2 separate regions of the Mus musculus genome follow, and region 2 is linked to region 1. The links are chromatin loops, found by intact Hi-C in ENCODE. Cell type or tissue: left cerebral cortex. All regions are shown on one strand.

Evidence for each region. Peaks named below come from ENCODE experiments on the same cell type or tissue, not always from the same donor. Only the 100,000 strongest peaks of a DNase experiment are listed, where the experiment ranks them.
Region 2: a loop joins it to region 1, with 4 times the contacts of the local background. A loop is called at or near these places in 2 of 42 quality-filtered maps.

What each region holds. Positions count from the first base shown.
Region 1 is chr13:83,863,873-83,871,872 of GRCm38, reverse strand. No RefSeq gene overlaps it. Among named protein-coding and RNA genes, the nearest start is that of Gm52045, 15 kb to the left of the region's middle. In left cerebral cortex, no CTCF peak of the experiment used is centred here; DNase peaks (open chromatin) are centred at 2,738 and 3,875.
Region 2 is chr13:83,740,612-83,748,611 of GRCm38, reverse strand. It overlaps C130071C03Rik (RIKEN cDNA C130071C03 gene), which reads right to left. Exons shown (of 4, transcript NR_152245.1): 4 at 7,304-8,000. Among named protein-coding and RNA genes, the nearest start is that of Gm51268, 5.7 kb to the right of the region's middle. In left cerebral cortex, no CTCF peak of the experiment used is centred here; a DNase peak (open chromatin) is centred at 3,511; H3K4me3 peaks cover 2,721 bases; H3K27ac peaks cover 3,792 bases.

The DNA.
Region 1 (8,000 bases):
ACAGAACTATTTGGCAAACATAGTCCACCAATTTTATTAAGTGTAGGGACCTGAAACACTAATCTCTTTGGAGCATATTTGAATTTTGTTCTAAGTGAGTTGCACCTCTTGGAGACTTGCACATTATCTTTATCTCGGTGACTAATTAGGACTCGCTTGACAATTTCATATTTACAATGATTATGAAGTAGGAATCCTTTTTCTTGTTCAGACTGTTTGTCATGAATACTGTATAGTAATAGTTACATTGAAGACATAGAGACTCCCACAATATGATTGAGTGGCAGCTTAAGTTTAAGCTGAGTAAACGTGAATGGTATCAAGATGTCTCAATAGAGGGGCAATTATTATCCACTTCTCATGCCATCACTAAAAACAACAAAATAACTGTTCATTCAAGTCATTATATCAGCCATATTTTTAAATGTACTAACAATAAAGTCACTAAAAGTTGGCTTGATTGAAAATGTCACTCCTCATTCCAATCAAACAAATTCAGAATTCTCTTTTTCTCGGGCAAACACTTTCATGATTCCAGGTTGAGGATCAAACCTTTACAGTTAAATATTGTACAGTATTTTGTTACTAAAGCAATACCAGAATACTCTCTAAAGAATCAGCAGGACCTATTGTTTGAGGGTATTGCTAGTAAAAAATGACAAGGGTGGATACTGGGACATTGATCCAGAGGTTGTTGGAAGAAGCTATTTTGTACCACATATGTATAATTGTATGTTAAATCATTAAATATCATTGTTTATTGCTTAGAAATAATTCCTTATGAAAATACATTAAACGTTTGCCCCTTGTTAAGGTCCCAGTTTGATTAATAAACAAATCTTCTGGTATAGTAAACCCAAAACATAACAATGTTGTTAAAAGATTCACCTTTGTAGTGGGATGTTTTCTAAAGTGCCACTTTCAGCAAACACAGTTTCTTTCGATATACATGTATAACACAAACTAAAGAATTGATGCAATCATCCAAATAATTCAAGGGTAAAATACATGTGCTTCAACTATTTATTGCAAGGAAAAGTGAAGGATTTAGCATGAACTGTACAAAGGACTGTCTTGATTTTCTTCACTTTTCATGTGCAGACCTAGTTTACAATAATATTTGTCAACATTTGAAACTTATACATATATAATGCTGAAGTATCTCTCCACAGAAGATGACCACCACTCTTCTCATAGCAATGATTTATACTCTTTGGTTGTACTCATGTTTAGTTGAGTTAGACTCTGTGTGTGTGTGTGTGTGTGTGTGTGTGTGTGTGTGTGTGTGTGTGTGTGTGTTGTGTGTGTGTGTGTGTGTGTGTGTGCGCGCGCGTGTGTGTACATGTGTATGTGTGCAAATTAAATTGAGGTAAAACTAAATAGACTCATCATGTTCATTTATTAACTGCTTGGTTAATAAATAGATTCATATAAATGATACATTAAGTTTCAGAAAAGAGGTTCTTTAATATAGCCTTTCTAAAATTTTATTAATAAATATTTCTGAATATAGCCATAAATTAATTTGTATACATTTACATTTATAGTGAAATAGAAAAACTTTTGAGAGATGTTCTATATTGTACACATTTAAGACTGTTTTACAGTTAGTAAAACATCCATAAAGAAATCAAATATCAGAATTCATTTTCAAAAGTTTCATTGACACAATAAAAATTCAAATATGTGTCAGATTTTACACTGTTTCTTCCATGTTCCACATAGATGACATTTGAATTATTCTACCTTTTGTTTATTAAATGTACAAAGTATATTTTCAACCCATTTGAAAACTCTCTTCTGTTTATTAACACATGAGGACTCTTAGCTCTCTCCTGGGTTTACATAATTTCAACTTGCAGTCTTTACTTTAGCCACATAGAAAAGCATTCCAGAAAGAAGAAAGCAGCTGGTCATGTTTCTTCATCCTGGTACTGTGTCAGAACATGTTTTGTTCAATACTAGAAATTAAATCTTGATTCAGTTAAAATATCACTAGCAAGTTGGACTATAAGTGTTTTACTGGACAAACAGTGTCTAAATATTAAAAGACATCCAAATATTGTTTAAATCTATTTAGCCATGAAAATGAACTTTATGGGTTATATATTTAGCAGATGGGCTCATGTGAAACATTCATTTGTAATTTTCTTGTTTTGTAAAACATTATGCAATTGAAGCTTACAGTATGACCAAAATTCACTCTATCCCCATAGAAACACATGGAACAGAAACAGAATTAAGCATCTCAGAGTATTTTACTTCCCCAATGTTGTTTTAATTCGTTCAGAAAAATCAAATGTCTGTCTTTAAATTTATTTATGAAAACTCAACTTCCAGAGTCAAATGAATACATTTTATATAAACACTGAGCGAGGCCTTGATAGATACTTTCCTTTGGAAATGCTAAGGAGCAAAATATAATAATTTGGTGGCAAACATCTGTCTGTTAATCATATAAGATAAATTCATAAGAAATACAGGAAAGATATTTATTTACTGTTACTGCTAAGCCAGTCTTTATTTATCTTGGAAGATTTTTCATCTATGAGTGGAAAACAAACTTTCCTTCAAGAGGTCTGTGAACCGAATAATAAATGTCAGGTCTAAATCCTGTATGAAAATCAGTCCGGTTTAATCCTGGATATTCCTCAGCATGCAAATGAAGACTAGAGGTTTCCCTGGGCCCGCTGTCATACAGGCAGCCAATTTACAGACCCTGGCACAGTGTATGTGTTATGGGCTCAGCTGCCCCTCCCCCTAGCCTAAGACTTGGTCTCAGCTGCCTGCCTTTCACAGAAAACCACAAACCAAGGAAACATATCAGTAATAGCGCCCTGTAAATTAACTTGACATTTGATGCAGAAAAAACCCTAAAAGCTTACAAAAGACATTGAAAACAAAAGCCACTCAGGACTCACACTACATATATTGTGGATTTAAGAGATCTGGAAGGTGGTTATTCTATTGTAACCAACATATACAGCCTTCTTCTTCTTTGTTAAGACAATTCAGTCATTCTTTGTTACAAGCAGACTATCCGTCAAACAAGAAAACAATGTTTTCCACAAAAACTACTTAGAAGTCCAACTAGTATTATAATCATTATTCAATCAGTGACTGAATTTACATTAAAAATTAAAGTTACGCATTCCTACTGTTTAATAAGAAGATAAAATGTGGGTATATGTTTCCTCAAGAAATAGGACATATTAATGCTTCTAACATGTAAATAATGTAAGACTCATTGCAAAATGGTGTGAATATTACTGAATATGGGATATTTACAAATATTGTGTGTCTTAAAATTGTACCATTCAAGGGATTTCATTCTCCTCATGCTTCAAAAACTCCAAATGCTTTCTATAACAAATATAGATATATGCATATACAGAGATATATAGATACATACACATAAACACACATATGCATATATATGTATATATATGTGTGTGTGTGTATATGTGTGTGTGTGTGTGTGTGTGTGTGTGTGTGTGTGTGTGTGTGTGTGTGGTTCAAAGGAGGACTGTTGATAAAATATTAAATGGTTCTTTGACATCAGCTGTGGCATGAGGCTAGAGCAAGGCACAGAACACATTTAAGCCATTAGACATGCAGGAATGTTACCATTATTATGCAGTATTGTGTCTGGCTATGCCTGCCTCTCTCTCTCTCTCTCTCTCTCTCTCTCTCTCTCTCTCTCTCTCTCTCTCTCTCTCTCTCTCTCTCTCCTCCCCCCAATCTCTGTCTCTTTCTCTCTCCTTACCTCCCTCCCTCTTTTTTTTCTTATACCCTCCTCCCAACCTTCTACGACTTTCTCTGTACTCTCCCTCCCTCAGCAGGGCTTGCTATACTGAACATTACAAATTCTGGTCTTAGAGTCTACAAGTACAGAACCACACTAGTGAAAATGCGTAATCTTAGCATCTGTGCTTTTTGATATTCATGGATTTATTTACAAGTCCCTGTGTTCCACTCTTTTCGCCCTTTCTACGGCTTATATTACTGTCATGCCTATATTCTTGTGGGAATTTCAAATAAGAATCAAGATATACTTGGCAAATGTTCTATAATGTTGTGTGCATCTCCATAATTTAGTTGTTTCTTAAACAGGAAAAAATTTAAAAAGGTTTATGGATTTATGGATATATGAAGAGTATTTTGATTGTTTTTTTAATACTTTAACTGCTCAAGGTTTGGCTTGTAACAATGGATGTAATAAAATAAATTTATGTACATATATATGCTTGTGTATATGTAAATACACCTAAAATAAAAAATTTCATAAACCTGGGTCAAATTTACTAATTAAGCTCACTATATTCACATTTGGTAGCATTTAAGATATTTCACAGAAAGGTTCAAAGGTAAAAGTTCAGCATTTTATCCCTCGTCTAGATATAACACTTAAATATTTACAAAGCAAGGAGTAGTCAAGCTCCTGTTACCCTAGCCCTCAGCATACAGACCAGACACATCCCTGCATGCAGCTCATTTAACAGAAGCCCTCTAGAGCACATTACAAGTGCAAGAAGATTTGTTTTCTTTTCTGTTTGATATGAAGAAAATGATTTTGAATAATTTAATTAGCACCATAGCCAGAAATTTCACTTAATTTACAATAATCTTCCTCTAGTAGATATACTCCTCTAACATAAAAGAATTTCACCTTGAAATTATCAATGCATTTGTTTTTTTAGAGATTAATATTCACTACTATAATATAAAATTGAAATCATAGAAGTCCATGTGTATGCTTTACTGTTTATAGCTCCAATTTAATTACTATATGTTAAGCTACCTGGACAGTGAAATGAATTTATGGATATGTTTTGAGACAGTAATATTTTGGAACAGCATAAGAGAAAAAAATGGGATTGTGAGGACATTGCATTCAATGGTCTCAATGCTAATATTCTTGGCAATTCATACTCTAGGGAGAGAAAATGTTAAATATGAGAACATTATGATAAAGGCTTGTTATCGTCCTAAAGTGTAGGGTGTATAAAACACTCACATTTTCACGTGTATAGTTATAACATTTGCTAAGCAGCATAGATTATTAAGAAGATTCATTCCTTTTTTGGAAAAGGAGGGGAGAAATTTACAGACAAGCACTAAGCTATTCTGTTTAACACAACTCTGTCTAGTTGATTGTAAAGTACATCTGTAGTGTTTTTCCAAAGTCCCACACCAACAGCAAATAATTTACAGCTCAAAGTATTTTTTAGCAGATACTCATTTTATTAAGAGTCAATAAGGTAGGTTGTACCGAAAGATATCCATGCATTTGCAATTCATATTGTTGCTGTGTTTCTATTGTGTTCTGAGCTTCCATCATGGCTGGGAGATGGGAAGCTGGCATGCAGTACACAAGCGGAAGACAGAAAGCCCCAAATAAAGACTTAGAGCATTTTCCCTAATTATGTCTAATTATGACCACCTTTCTTACCATGCCCCTACCACACTGGGGCACAGGAGTGGAAAGTGATAGGAAAAGGATTATTATAAGTGCAGATCAGATTCATACTTAGCAACATTAGTGATTATTTTGGTCTAGAGGATGATGTTTCGTGCTGGACTGCCAAGCGCCTCAGTCTACCCATTCAAAGAGATGACAGAAAATGAATCTGAAAGTGCAGGCATTAAACATTTAAATTCTCTACTCTCTGGTCATTATACGACTGTCATATTTTACACCTTCCCCTCCCCCTCCCTGCTTTTGCTGATTTGACTTCATTTACATTGGCTCATTATGCATCTGGTCTTTGTTCTACTGAAAGGGACACAGTACAGTGACAAAGCAAAACTAGGATGTCGGCTGCAATAATTTTTCTGATTTAAAAATTAGGTTTCAGTACTTAAATTTACATTTAATTCCCCAACACTGTTTAAACTGGAGGTGAGATTTTTTTTCATATGTGATAATTATAAAATATATGCAGTGATTTTAAAAGTACTTCAAATTACCTGAAAATGTCATTAAGAAATGACATTTAAGATCTTTTATAACAAATATTCTCCTGCTCTGTAGCCAAGATTATCGTATTATAAGCATTAAGTTGTTCTTTCCAAGCTTGCCTGGACCACTATGTAGGCCCAAGAAACAAGGTTTTATCTATTTTATATTAACTTCATTGTTTAGATCAGTCCCTTATGGACCTTATTTTAATATATCAAACAACAAAGGTAATATCAATCCTTAAAAAAAAAATTCCTGCTTTCCATTTCTTGCAATTAAAAAAGAGTTTCTGATTTACAAACCAAATTTTCATTAAAGGGAAGTCCTAGCTGACCGATCACACAGAAAAATATGAAAGTTACATTGAGCTTTAAATGTCTATCCTCATGAGAGTGAACACAATCTTTTCATTTGTTACAACCAATGGAGACATGGGATTAATCTAATACAGCCTAATTAAATACCCATTCACACATGAGGGTTTTAATGGGATAGTGGTAAGAATGCTACTTTGTATTTCAGTTATATTTGCATTTATTTGTGGTGGGACAACAGATGATTTTAAATGCAAAGAAAAAATTAATATCAGTGAGCATGATTTTTTTTGTCATTCCCAACCAAGGTAATTGCCATAAGTAAAATTTTATTTTGTTCCCTTTTGTGTTTTGACCTAGTTTTTTTTCTAAATTTTGCTACAGTTACAAATGTGTAATCATGATCATAATGCCTACACATCTGGGGCACCATCTTTGAAGAAAAGAGCATCATATTGTCTTGGCTCAGTTAATGACTCATTTTGTGACCTCTGGCTTCTCCCCTAACCTGTTTATGCTTTTATTTTTTTTCATCTATGGAAAAGGAATATTTGTCCATTATGTACTCCTACTGAGATTCTGCAAAGTTTAATTAGAATAAAAGATTACTCTTAGGAAGGAAGTATCTTATAAAGGCAAGCTTCCTTTTCATTGATTAATTTTTACTACACTAGAAGAAAATGCATTGTTGCATATTTGTCTGTGTTCAGCCAATCTCTCTCTCTCTCTCTCTCTCTCTCTCTCTCTCTCTCTCTCTCTCTCTCTCTCTCTTACTATTTTAAGTTTGGGACTTTGATCCTAAAATTAATAAAAATAAAACACAAATAAATACTTAGTTGGGTTTCTTGGAGGTAGGAGCAATCACCCACATCTTGGCAATTTATATCACATAATCTTGTTATCATCTGCAAGATATTTCTGTAAGCTTAATTGGTTTTGGAAAATAGCTTTTATAGTAAAAAAAAAAAAGTAGTCAATATAGTAGCATTTAGAGGGAGTGCAGATGCAGGAAGATTAGAAATTCAGTGAAGAGTTCTTACCAGAGTTGAATCCCAAGGGAAAAAGTAAATAGAGGTTTCATGTCTATAGTTATTTAAGAATAGCTTGATATTTTGGATACTAGACATTTTGTTTATTAGCTAACATGTACCTTTAATGTAAAAAATTGTATAAAATGTTATCAGTTGAGTGTTTAACTAAGCTAGCTTAAAAGATGGCATCTCAATGACATTCCAGAATATTCTCTAGACATATGCAACCATGTTGTCATTTTTATGATTAAAATGATATTATTTAATGTATTTGTACTTTGGCTGGATAATATAAAAATGAGTCTTCCTCGATCCAAATTTAGTTTCACAGCATTTGATCACAGTTTCTTGAAATCTGGGACACATCAGCATCGTGCACAAATCTAAAAATGTATTCTATCCATTATTCCACATGTGTCCCTTTAATGAGTGTTCGTTCATTACAGAATATGTAACATCATTATCTTATCTAATTCTTGAGACCAGAAAACAAATAGGTTTACGGTTAACTAGAGTGATAACTTTTACGAACCTCTGGCTATGATCAACAACTTTGGCAATTTAACACAAAAGAATTAGATACACATATCAACGACTGTTGGAATGGCGGGCAACACTACAGTTAACTAATATTGCATGGCCCTCCCTAAGGAGAATTAAAATTATGCTCTCATGAACTCAGGCTAAGATATA
Region 2 (8,000 bases), 120 kb after region 1:
AACAATAAAAGCATAAATATTTTCCAATTTCAAGTTGCATTTTCTGCAGAAGAGCTTTTTATTGTATTAAATGCAATTTGAAAATTCAAAATTGAATTAGACAATCTGTAATGAAATAGCTCTAGTTGAGTATTAACTTTTAATAAACAAAGCCAAATTTCTATTTCCAGCAGTAAGAAAATCATTTAGTCAATTGTAATTGGTTAACATGAATAATTTTCACTTCATATATTCTAATGTGACAATATAGATCATAAGACTAAAGTCTAGAAGGGCAGAAATTTAAATTCTTTTTTTTTTTTTTTTTTTTTGTCCATGAGCATAGCATACTAATGGAGATAGGGTTCCCTGTTACAGAGGAAGCACACTTTCAGTTAACTCAGTCCTGGTATGGATTTTTCCTTAGCAGCTAGTTCATCTGAGACAAATTGGTAGAAATAGATACAGTGTTTGTACCCTGCTGTTGGAGTCACTGGGATTCCATGTTACATCTGCAAACTGAGACTTCAGGCTATAATTGAGCATGAGTCTCGTGTAGGAAATCTTCAGCTACATAGCAATTTCTAGTTTGATTCTAGAATAACTGAGCATCTCTGGTATTAATCTAATTGTGTACAAGTTGTCCAGTCATTTTATAAAGCAAGGCAAATGTTAATTTGTTAATTCCTACTTCCTTGCTGTGTAGCTATTTCCATGATTAAAGCCATTCATGGGGCATCTACTCTAAATTCTAAAGATCAAGATCTGTTTGTTTGTTCGTTTGCTTTTTTATTTGGGAAGGATATTTTACTCATGTAATCCCATCACTTCAGAACCTGAGACAGGAGAATTTCCGTTAGAAGCCAAGTTAGGCTCCATATTGAATTTCAGGTCATCATGGATTACAAAGTAAGATCTTGGTTCAAAAATAAATATTTTCCTATTCTTTTCAGATCCGTTTATCATCAATCAGTCATGGCCATAGTTTTGTATTTAAAGCTTTTAAACAGTTTTCATGCAATGCCACATACTGGTCTACACTGTAAACTTCACATACCTAGTGCTAGCCAGGAATAATTTAACACAGTACAGACAGCATGCATTTCAAGGATAATGCAATCAATTAAAATAATTTTAAGCAACTAACATCTATAAGATGTCTGCTTTTGAAAATGAAATGTCTAAAACCTATTGGGTGGGTTCTTCCTCAGTACTCTTATATTAATGCAACTGTAACAGGTTCCTTCATAATACTCACTGAATTAAAAATAAGAACTAAGTACACTTTTATTATTACCATACAAGAAATTTAGCCTTCACAGGAAGCTAGTTGGTAGAATCTGAATTTCAATGATATTAAACCTGTTATTGTCTTCAAGGAGACATTAATTCCAAATAGATTATAGAAGATTTTTTTCATTACAGTGGACCTGATAAATATATAAACTGTTTGAGATATTTATTCAGTGAAAATATTTCTTTTCATATATGTGGTTAATTTGTAAAGTAATAAATTTTATTCTATATGTTGATAGATTTTTTTTCTCTAAAAGACAAAGATTTAAAAGATGCTATGATTAATATTTGGCAACTTGTTTCTTGTAACATAATTGGGAAAGCATTGACGTTTTACCGTTTTGCTACTTCTCCATTCTACCTTCCTTTGCAGTGCTTCCTTAGCCACCATTTTGCAGGTTTACACCAGTTTTTACAGTGATCAGTAACTACAGTTATTTTCAATCTCACACTAGCAGTTAATGATAAAAGACAAACATTTTAACCTTGTTAAAAGCAGGGTTTAAATTTTTTTAAATGCCCAAAACTAATCTACAGTTAAAAATTATCCTGATAACTTGTTTTTTCAAGGCATATGCCTACTAAAGAAACTCATAAACACAAGGAGTCTGCCAGACAGCTACTTAGTGACAGAACCAGATGGGTATTGTTAGCTGTTTTAATAACGCAGCATTTTTTGAAGCATTTTCCCAGGGTTATTTCTAATTTGCCCTGTCATATAAAAGTCACAAACTCCTTTAAAACAATAATCAATTTGAAACTTATGTCAAGAGGTTATTAGTAATACTCTGATAAATTTACCTTTGAAATACTACCCTGGATTATCTTTTTCAAAGTAGCTGGCCTTGGCACTACAAATAGACCGGCAACCAGGAAGTCATCATTTTGGGGGATCTGAAAGCCCCACCCCCACCCCACCCCATCCCACCCCGGGCATACAACAACTTTCACACCTGTGGACAACAAAATGAAAACTGCTCTACAAGTTGGCCAATACCCTTCGATGTGTGTCATTATTATCACATGAACAAGCACACCAGTGTGCTTAGGACTTCTCTTGGTGGTCTTGCTCATTTTCCAACAGTAAGACCCACCATAGCCTTCCAGGACTATTGACTGTCACCTAAAGCAACATTTAAAGATGCTCCTATTGTCTGCCCAGTTCACTCATCCAAGGCCTCCCTCTTTTTTAGGATCATCGAAGGGTCTAAGACCCGGACCTGAGCCAAGGGAGGTGGATTTAGGCCAGTTAGAGTTAAGATGGTATCATTAGCTGCGCACAGCGTGACTTCCCCTTAATCCTGTCTGCATCTTACAACAAGTTTAAATGTCCATGCATGATGTTATTAACTGGCTTTAGTAAGTGCTTAAGACCCCGATTTTTTTTTAAAGTAAACTCTGAGCAAGTTCTACTGTATCCACCCAACAGAGATAAATAATTGCAGCAAATCTGATGCTGTGAAGATGCCCCAAGTTCCTGTTGGTTCGTTGGTGCGACTCCTGGAGAGGTCCTAAGTGGGTGCTCCCTGAACCCAAGTCCAGGACCACCCTGTACCAATTTTTTCTGATGAGGGTTGAGGGATCCTTTTCTGTCAGCAGCAACCCACTAACTTAAAAAAAAAGTATGAGGAGATAGAGGGGACACAATCATGAAACCTGAACTATTGAGGGCAAGGGTAAGCAGAGGTAGAAAAGCTCAGTAGAGAACCCCTTTAACCCTAAAGAGCCGACCAGACAAGTAAGAGGCTCTGGGGCAGAAAACATCTGCCTGCCAGAAACCCTTGTCCAAAATAGACTAACCCCCAACACCACCCTATCCGCAAACACAACTCAAGGATTCCTAAGCAAATGAACACTGGAGAGGCACAAGCAAGGCCAGGACCCTGGTAACCTGCCAAGGGACAAGCAAATCACATTCAGCATCCCCTATAGATGCTCTCAGCCTGCCGGGCAGAGGAGGGGCGGCCTGGACTACACAGCCCGGTGGGGTCTTCAACCTTCCCGCGGCGGGGTGCGAGCACGTGAGCTCCGCGAACCAGGGAGACTTCCCACCCGGTCACCCGAACCTCAGCGCGCCCCTCGCCTCTCCCGCGCACCAGCCGGGAGCGCGCGCGCCGGCGCACTAGCTCCAGCAGCTAGGGCAGCCGGTCTCCCGGGAAACACCAATCAGACGCTAGCTTTCTGTCGCCCGCCGCGAGTAGCGGCAGCTCAGGGAGGACTCAGGCTGTTGGCCGGTGCTGACGGGCCTTGTGATGCCCAGCGGCGAACCTGCAGCCTCAGCCATTGCCACTGCCTGGCCCAGCCAGTTCTGCAGCCAGTCACAGCCTGCTGTCTGCTCCATACACCGCCCACACCAAGCACCTTGAGAGGCGAAGCCTGGCTATTTTTAGATCTCTGGACTGCGTTGTGCAGACTCTGAGCTAAAATCCAGTCAAACCATCAAGCCCGATATGGTTCAGAACTCCCTGTTTCTCTGAATAAAGTCGATTATCTGTACTTTTTAAACTCTACCCCCTGTGGTCTGGCAGTTGGCTGCAAAGCAGAAAGCCACATGCTTGTACCTCAAAAGATGGCCATCATCTTTCTAAGGTAGTCTACTAACTCTGGCCTGCAGCCCTGTTTGAGAACAATCAAATATTCCTTAGTAGCAATCACAACTATATGCTTTTAATTTCCATTCAGTATTTTAGGTTAATTTCACAGGAAAGTAGAGCAGAGAAGGTGAAATAAGTTCTCTAGGCAAATAGGAATGGATGATTCTGCTGCGGCTTGTTTAACTTGGAGGGGGCGGGGGGGGGGCGGTGAACAGAATAACAGGATAACAAAGCCATCCATTAATCCGGAGACACTGAAGAACGGCCTTACATGCTCCATTGTTGTAAGATCTATTTAACAGTCTCAAAGTACTGGTAAGACAATTGACCTAGTATTACAAATATCTTTTACTGAACAACTTTAATTCTAGTTTTTAATCACAAGGGACATTTATTCTTTGTCGTTCATTTCACAGCCACCACCCAGAATCCAACATAACATAGTGTGTTTTATTTTAGCAAATTTAGGAAAATGTGAGTCACTGGAGGATATAAAATGACCTCCAGGAATAGTTGCATATGCCTTTAATGCCAGCTCTCAAAAGGCAGGCAGATCTGTGAGTTCAAGGGTAGTCTGGTCTACAGAGGGAGTTACAGGGCAGCAAGAGCTATACAGAGAAACGCTATCGAAGAAGAAGACGGAGAAGGAGAAGGAGAAGGAGAAGGAGAAGGAGAAGGAGAAGGAGAAGGAGAAGGAGAAGGAGAAGGAGAAGAAGGAGGAGGAGGAGGAAGAAGAAGAAGAAAAAGAAGAAGACGAGGAGGAGGAAGGGGGAGGAGGGGGGAGGAGGGGAGGAGGAGGAGGAGGAGGAGGAGGAGGAGGAGGAGGAGGAGGAGGAGGAGGAGGAGGAGGAGGAGGAGGAGGAGGAAATAAGTATCAACGTTCTGAAGCCACAATGGTATTTCCACAGGTTACGCATAGGAAAACAGATGTGCACATCGTTTTTATTCACTATCTAGCCACTTTGTTCATTTTTATTTTATTTTATTTTATTTTATTTTATTTTATTTTATTTTATGTGTATGGCTATTTTGCTTGTAAGCTTGTCTGTGTACCACGTCTGTGCCTGGTGCCCAAGAAGTCTGAAGAAAGCATCAGATGTCCTGGAACTGGAGTTACAGATGGTTGTGAGCTGCCATGTGGGTGCTAGGAATTGGACCTTGGTCCTCTGGAAGAGCAACAAGTACTCTTAACCAGTGAAGCATCTCTCCAGCCCCCATCTAGCCACTTAAAAAAAAAAAACACCCTTTTAAACATAAAAGTTCTTAAAATGTTTACGTAGTCTATGAATAGAAAGTGGTTTTCAATTTGAAATGTAAGCATTCTCATCTCATTATTTAAATGAATTTTATATTATCATCAAACAACACAAAATCACATTAGAATTTTACATATTTTCAAATAAGAAAGTCATATAAATTCTTAAAATAAACATAAAGAACACTATTAATACAAAATGTAATGCTTTAAGAAGACCTGAAGAAAAGCTATTTTGAAAAAAGCATTCCATTTTTAATATAAATAGTGTATTTATTTTATTATTATACATATTCATAGCAACTTCAGAAAATGAAAGGCACTGAAAAACATACTCATGCCTATTTTGCCAAGATTATAGACATCTTCTATATATCTATGTTTTAACTTCTATTCAATTTCTATCTTTGTTGTTGGGTTGGATTTTTTTTTTCTGTGTTTAATGATATATGCCTTATAATTTGATTATTGAGTGACTTTTCACTGTTAGTTTGTAACATCACAAAATAAAGCAAGGGAAATAAGTTGCCTATAGCTTTACATTCACTTTTAGAGCTATCATTTGATCATCCTCTTTTTAAATATTTTACTAAAATATTCTAAATGTCAAAGACTGCAGTTGGTGTTCCTATTTAGGAATACACACACACACAAATACCTTTGACATTGGGAACTCAGATGTGTTATTCAGCAAAATGGCAGTTATTCGCTGTTTTGCACTTACATGTGAAGAACTTGGTGATACAATAGCAAAACTGCAAAGTCAATTATACTTAAAATAGACATCTCAATAAAGCGTGAACCATCAGCTTCTTTTACTCTTTCTGAACTGTTCTGTTACTCTTTTCTGTTTACAGTCAAATAAATCATGTGAACATTAGCCTGAAAGATAACTGATTGATACACGTGTGTAAAAACTCTTAGAAACTATAAAAAGAAAGTGTACAGGGCACTAGAATACACTCGTAAGCTCTTGTGTGTCTTGGGAAATATACTTCTATGGTGTTCATTTACAGTGTCTGTCCATCACCAGTCAAACTTGGAAAGAGTAGTATGCTGAAACTCAAAGCAAAATTTAAGTTGGAGTCACACTAACAGCTTCTAAGCAGAACTACAGCAATAAAAACCAATTGGAGTCCGTTTATGCTCAATCAGACTTTCAGACTGAAGTGGATATTTGTTTTTAATTTATTTTAATTACACAAGAAGCAGTTTTAGAACTTCAACATCCAAGTAATGAACTCCACTCTTCAACTAGACCTGTGTCCTGAATGTCTCATCAGCAAATTAAAATGTTTGTCTAGATAAAATAACTTCGTAATGAGTTCTCTTATTTCTTCTCATTTCTTTTTGTATTTTCTGCAATGTAACCCCTTGCAATGATATTAGTTCTAGTGTGGGAAAATATTATAATTGAGATCTGGTAAGTTATTTGCAGACTTCAAGTTTTTCTTTACACTGTGCTGACATTTAGTACAGCCCTGGTGAGGAAAACAATACAGCCATTCATAGCCCTAGACGTAGATTTCAATCGACTTAGACGGGCACAATGAAACTTGGTCATTCACTGGTTACCCATATTGTGTTCTCAAATTTTCTCTCAGCAAAAGTATAATGACTCAGTATTGTATGGTTGCATAGACAAGGGCTAGGAACAAGAGACACTAGTTTTGTCTGACGGTGTGAGAAAGTCGTGAAGGGATCTTTTCTTCCAGATGGTGTTAAATTCAGCTGCCTTTTTAACATTGGCCTTGCACAGCAATCTGCTGCTCTCCTTTCACAAAGCCTGCCTTGGTTCCCACTAGTTAACATGCATACTCACGCAACCTGCAACTTCACTCCAACTGGTTTACAATGCAGTGGTATGCTAAATAAACTTGATCCGGTTTCTGCCAATGTTAAAACTAGCTTTCAAAGAACTACTTAACTGATAGTTACACTGCTTTTGACTTCAATGTGCGTGCCTTCGGAATATTTCAAATTTTAAAGAAATATCACCTTATGATAAGGTCACTGTAGAGATTATCTTGGACACCATTAGACTCATGCTTAGATATGGTACCTCCTTCAACACACACAAATAAAACAAAATGTCAGAAGTTTGATGTGTAATAGAAAAAAAGAAAATCTGGGACATGTTGCAGCAGGAGCAGTGGGACAGCAAAAAGTAAAATGAAAATAACATTGAAATGTATTTTTATTGATCGATAAGTTATGTAACATTAGTATGATACAAAGCAAGTTGGATATGACAATGGCAAACACATAATTTTAATATTGTTTATTTTCCTTAGATGTTATAGTTAACATATTTACATAAACGACCCAAGATGTAGGCAAAAACTTCAGTAATGTGACTCCATTGAGAGCTTTGAGTAAACAATAGGTTTCCCCAGCAAACATCTTATTGCCTTAATTGAACCTCCTTGAGAAAGAAAAGCACACACTTTGTAATGTAAATGTTAATTGTAGTAGACAATGGTTCTAGGTAAATAGCACCCCTGGACATGAAGCAAATGAAAGGAATACAGGCACTTAACAATGAAAGCTTGTTTGCACAAACAGTGCTTCCAAGGTAAATAAGCAAGGGTCTTCTCGACTGCCTCTACAGCAGTCAAACTTTGGCACGTGTACAGCGGCCAAACTGAGAAGTTGTGTTATTAAAGTCTCTTGGCTTTTCTAAATGAAACTACCAGTGGCTTTACAGGTTTCTCTGGTGTCAATCTTACAAGAAGTTGAAGCTATAAAGAAAAATGTACTGTCCCTGAAGAAAACTTATGCATTTGGGAGTGTCAGTAATTTAGGCCATATGAAAGAAAAGAAGCAATTTTGGAATTTTTTTTCTCATTGCAATGCTTGTATTTATGTGCAAATGC